Linked DNA regions of Homo sapiens: region 1 is linked to region 2. The links are chromatin loops, found by intact Hi-C in ENCODE. Cell type or tissue: heart right ventricle. All regions are shown on one strand. Each heading gives the region's core, and the rest is flanking DNA. Links, peaks and the distances in the headings are about the cores only.

Region 1 (2,815 bases), core at 194-2,693, 350 kb after region 2:
AACACACCTCAGAGACTGAAGGTGAGGATGGGGTAGGTGCAGAGGTGTTTGTAGGAAGGAGGTAGAAAGTTGAGGGACATTGGGCCTGATGGCCTTGATGTTGGAGACAGGTTTATGTGCTAAGTATGAGACAGAAGGTTGAGTAGGAGCTTTGGGGAGAGTGCTAGAATGCTTGGAATGGTCACCTAGGGGCAGAGGAGAGGAAGCTCTTCCAGGACAGCTGGGGAGATGGGCAGCCCTGAAGCCCAGCAGAGGTCAGGGGCCATGAACTTGTAGTGGCCTGGCCTATGCAGTAGAGTCCATTTCCCCGGGAGTACTCAGTCTCAGAGACGGAGCAAGACAAAGGTTGACAGGTTGGAATTTTGCTTTGTGAGTGTCTGGTGAGACTGGATGAGCCACTGAGTCCAGAATAAAGAGAGAGAGGGCAGGCAGAGCCTGATGAATGGGGAGAAGAGGGAGAGGTCACTGGATATGAGCACCGAGAGAGCATGAAGGATGCACGGATGTCGTAGAAAAGCAACACACTTGTCCTGCTTTCGATTTTGCTGTGTGTGAGATACAAGTAAACAGCCAATTTTCACACTAAAGAGTATGTAACTTTGCAAATAGCTTGTACAAAAGCATTAAAGCTGAGTTAAAAGGGCAAGTATGCATTTCAGCTACACTGGTCCCACAGTGACATCACTAGTTATGATTGTAGGGGTGGTAACTGTTTAGAAAATAAAGGGAGGGGCCATTCAATATTTCTTATCTTTATCCAAATCTGAAGTATTTCAGCCCTATTGCAAGACAGTACCCTGTAACAGATAGCTGCCTCTCTCCAAGAATAATAAAGCCCCGCTTTGCAGGGAGAGGCTGTGGATGAAGAGCAGTAGGCGGAGGGCTCCAAGGAGTTTCCAGCTGTATTTTCTGAGCTTGCTAAGCATTTAATCAATGGCAAGGAACATCTCAGTTGTCCAGATACAGTCATCCCACGCGAGGTGCACGGAGACCAGTGTTCTGATATGCAAAGAGAGCCTGGGACTCTCATCAAATCACCAAACAGGATGCTGGCCATGCAGCAAACAGGCCTGCAAGCTGTTGGCAGCTGAATGTCGGGCTGCCAGAGCCAGGCCCAGCCACATGATGGGCATGGCCCCAAAGGCTTGGTGGCAATCTGTATTCCAATGCATGCCCTCCACCATGCTGCTGACCCTCTGCCAAGCGGGGCCCACGCTCAGGATCTAGAGACGCTGTTGTTGCAATGCATACAGGCCTCTTTGTTCAAAAATACTGTATGCATGAGAGAAAGCAGCTTCCTTTGGTTCTTTCCCCATGGCCTGGAAAGAAAGGCTTCACAGTCAAGCTGCCCAGCTGACCAGCATTGGGCAAAGGGGCGGGAGGGGAACTTGCTGAAAGCTAGCTGGTTGTAGTACATCTAAAAATGGAGCTTGAAGGGGTTTGGCTGGGACTGTGGCAACCTCACTCAGGTGTCATCCAGGCCTGTGTTGGGCTGGCAGGGGGCCCTTGGAAGCCCTTGCTAATTAAATGTATTGAGAAAGTGGCTTTGACAGGGAAGGCTCTGTCAACACTGCCACTTTGGTGCAATCTTTTCAAATGACAAGGAGCCTCTTCCTTTATGTGCAGAAAGAGCTGAAGAGCAGGATAGATTCAAAATGAGGTGCACGAGCAGTTGAGTAATTACCATTTTCTTCTGTGGCTGCTCCACCTGCCCTGAAGTGATCTTCTATCAGCTGAAGGACACTCTACTGTCCAATTCAGGGGCATGCTCTCTCTGCCTCCAACTTTACCACCAGAAAACTTGGAAGTCACATGAGTAAGAGGGACCCAGTGGCGAAGATGTCCTCAGATCATTCTTCACTTGAGAAAAATACCTAGATGGTCACTTCGCAGGCCTCAAGCAGTGCTGACAAATGGGCTCCACTTAAACCAAGGGGAGAACAGTTTCCATTCGCAATGGAGTGCCATTACCCTTTACTAAAACAAAACATTTTTTTATCCTAAAGAAATTATTTCCTTATTTGTTGACTCCAGAAAGCTATTGAGTAGTTCCAAATGTTGGCTGCACAGCTAAGCTCCTGTTGGGTGATTTGCAGTTTCCCAGCAAGGTCAAAAGGAATTCCCTGGGTTCCTGGAAATAGGTACCCGTGGTACCCACAAGCTAGGGCGAAGCTAGAATGATGGAGAGAGATGGCAGGGACAAGCTTGATGGGTCTTGGGGGCATATGCTTTCCCCAGGCCTGGACCTGCATCAGTGCTGGCTCCCATGAGCTTCTTCCAAGTGGAAAAGAAGTCTTGTGATCAGCCTCGAGTGTGATTCCTTTTATGGCACTCCAGCACCTAGTACAGCACACAGCAGGGACCTAGCAAATTTTTAATAGATGGATAGATGTTTCACTTTTTTTCAGGGACTAGGAAGAACTGTTTCTTTGAATTTTGGCTCTATCAGCTTTGTTTGGGTGTAAGACAAGGACATGCATCTTTTGAAAGGTTCCCAAATCTAGATATTCCTAATATATCACTGCTCCCTGCAGCTCAGCAGGGCACCCCTTCCCTGCCACTAAGGAAAGACCACCAAAGCTGAATTCAGCCTTGCTAAATTAAGCATCCCTGAAGCTCACTCTACTCCAAGTGAATTCTGGTTGTTGACATTTGAGCCAAAAGACTTAAGGAGGTGCACTCCAGTTAATCCAGTGCCTCTAATTGTTCTTCCTGATTTCCAAGAGCATGTAAAATTTTCTAGAGATCTAGCCCACTCTTACCTTTTCACCTTTTCCTTCAGACTGACCTCCTCCATGCTTCCCACCTTACATTT
Region 2 (2,815 bases), core at 22-2,521:
GTTAGATAGTATCTATTACAAGCAAAATATTATTTTGATGCTCTGAAATGATAAATAGGATTCCATTTAACTCCCTTTTTAAATATTTTTGTGAAACAACTTTCTTTTGGTGTTTTTAATAATTCTATCAGGCACAGCTTAGTGATTTCTTTCTGAATTATTCCTGGATCAGAATTAGACTTCTTGTCTTTTTCCATGCCACTATGGAAGGTTGCAGAAACTAGCATGTATCTCACATATAAATTAGTTATATAATGGTAGATAAAATTTATGGTAGATATATTTGTGTTATATTTTGGTATAAATAACAGTAGATATAATTTAAGATTTTTAAAGATGATATTAATTTTACTATAGAAATAATAGTGGAAAGGCCCAGCATTTTTGGTAAAGTTGATGACATTCTAAATGTTAGCAGTTTCAATTCAGTTATTTCCTTTCACAAGTACCTGCTGATGCAGCACGTCTCTTTATTTGTATATATAGTGTTTTACTCCTAAAATATGAAGGGTAAAATTATTAAAGTAGGGTTTTTTTAAGTCAATATCTTAGATTAATAAAGTTTTCTTTTGTGACTTTGATAGTGTCTTGTGTTTATATATTTATAAACTTCATTGCAATTTAGGAATGGGGGAAGCAGTGAGTCTTTCTCAAATATTAATACTGTTTTTGTAATTCTGTTTTTCTATACTGAATATTTTTCAGAGCTATCGAACCATAAAATAGCAGGCTTTTCTTCTTAGGAGAGCCATCATTTCTCAAACGTACATCTTACTACATTGGCATTATTTGCATATTTGTTTTTCTTTGAGAGAGAGAATAGTTGAAAGTGGCCATTGAAAGTAGCACCTCCAAGTGTAGATAATGCTAAAAACATTGCAGTGATCCACTATACATGTAATATTTTGATATAATTAACTTGAAACATTAATTTTATAGTGGAATTCCATGTTTGCATTCATTAGGAATTTACTCACAACTAAATCAAGACTTTTAATTTGAACTTTCTTCCTCAAGTAAAGGTAGCACTCCCCACCCCATACATAAAAGAGACAGAAAAGGTTAAATATTTATCCCAAAAGCACATGGCTAATTAGCCATTTGTTTATGATTATTTTGTGGTATCCTCATATAATGATGGGAAAATCTGTTTTGAGGATTTGAGAAAATTTATGGTAATGTTGAATGGGATTTTCTTAAATTTCTTCTCCTTTGCTAGTCTTGAACATGAAAATTGAAACTTATGAGCTATTTAATTACATTTTTATGTGTGGGTGATTTCATATAGTTCACTTGGGAACAATTTCAGCTTAAACAGCTTTTCAATAATCCATAGAAATCTCTGCGTTATCACTTTAGATTTTAAAATGTCACTGTTGCTACTAATATGAACATGTAGGGGCAGTATAGTACTGTTTTTGTAAATCTTGTCTGAATTTGTGAGTTTTAAAAATCTGTGTTACTGTTAGAAGTTTGTTCTTCTCTAAGATAACATAACTATATCTTGCTTTTTTAAAGGATGGTTGGTACTGCTTCATTAAGTTGGAACTATTCTTTCAGTTCATGTTCTTACATGTGTTATACAAAATCTCTTATATTATGAAAGCTCTTGGCCCTGATTTATATTTGAAGTCAAGGAATATGTTTAGTTAAAAGGAAAAATGCATTTTTATTGTCTGACAATAAAAATGAGAATAAATGGATTCATAAAAACCGGAAAATACCAAGATCAGTGCAGTTTTGCCCTTACTCTGTGTCATCCTTTCAAAATGAATGTTTATGATAATTTTTACAGTCTTAATTTTTCAATATGACAAGTGAACAAAACTGAGATTACCGAACAGTCTTATTTTTAAGATTCTTTAATTGGTACATCTTTTTTTCGTGTCAAAATGGTTAAGGTTATTACAAACTTTATTACAAAATATAGTAACTTTTCCCCCGACTTAATATTTAAAAGAAGACAACTGAGCAGTTATCTCTTCCATCTATGTATTCACTTTATTCAACACCTCCTATGAGCCACGGACTGCTTTAGGCATTTAGAGTACAACAGTGAACAAAACATCCCAGCCATCACCCTCGTGGAGTTCATATCAGAAAAGCAGAGTGCCTAAGAGCGCGGATTATAGGGTCAGTTGGACCTGGGTTTAAGTTCTTTGCTGTACCACTTACTAAGCCTTATCTGTGAAGAGCTAATAGTAGTACCTTTTACAGAGGGTTGTTGTAAGGATAAAATGAAATAACCCATGGAAAGCATGGTTATGTACAAGAGTTCTGTAACTATTATGAAGCCCTCATAAGACATTTTTAGATGTGTTGGTAAAATTTATAATTAATTCTCCTGATGTAATAGTACTTATGATAGAGATTTTGAGTATTTTTTTCATTTTTAGTTTCTTCAAGTGGTAAAAGAAGATGCACAGCATAAATTTTGAATAATTTTTCTTAAACAGTTTCCTGAGTGACTTTTAATCTTCTCTGAGTGGAAAGATACCATGCATAAAAAGTTAATGTGATTTGGTTCTACTTACATTATGTAGATTCATTCAGTGCGACTATCATATATGTAAAAATTAACCCCATTATGTCTCCCTACATGAAGAAAAGCATATGTGACATCTTGGTAGTTTGTTTGGAGATTCTCAGATGTTCAGAATAAATGTGTTGGTTTCAAATGTCATTAAATTGGAATTTTTAAAATCGCTATATAAGAATTAAAAATACATGTTATTGATTTACATATTATGTTAGCTGCTAAAATGTCTAGTATATAGTTTCCATTATAATTTTAAGTTCTGACACCATTTTCCTA

The links. Hi-C counts contacts between places; a loop is a spot of excess contacts. Peaks named below come from ENCODE experiments on the same cell type or tissue, not always from the same donor. Only the 100,000 strongest peaks of a DNase experiment are listed, where the experiment ranks them.
Region 1: a loop joins it to region 2, with 2.7 times the contacts of the local background. A loop is called at or near these places in 5 of 110 quality-filtered maps.

What each region holds. Positions count from the first base shown.
Region 1 is chr4:152,020,604-152,023,418 of GRCh38, reverse strand. No RefSeq gene overlaps it. Among named protein-coding and RNA genes, the nearest start is that of LINC03074, 66 kb to the right of the region's middle. In heart right ventricle, for the core only: no CTCF peak of the experiment used is centred there; DNase peaks (open chromatin) are centred at 1,068 and 1,362; H3K27ac peaks cover 1,758 bases.
Region 2 is chr4:152,368,665-152,371,479 of GRCh38, reverse strand. The region is part of intron 4 of FBXW7 (F-box and WD repeat domain containing 7); the gene reads left to right. Among named protein-coding and RNA genes, the nearest start is that of FBXW7-AS1, 32 kb to the right of the region's middle. RefSeq lists an enhancer at 2,115-2,815. In heart right ventricle, for the core only: CTCF peaks have their summits at 1,180 and 1,381; no DNase peak of the experiment used is centred there.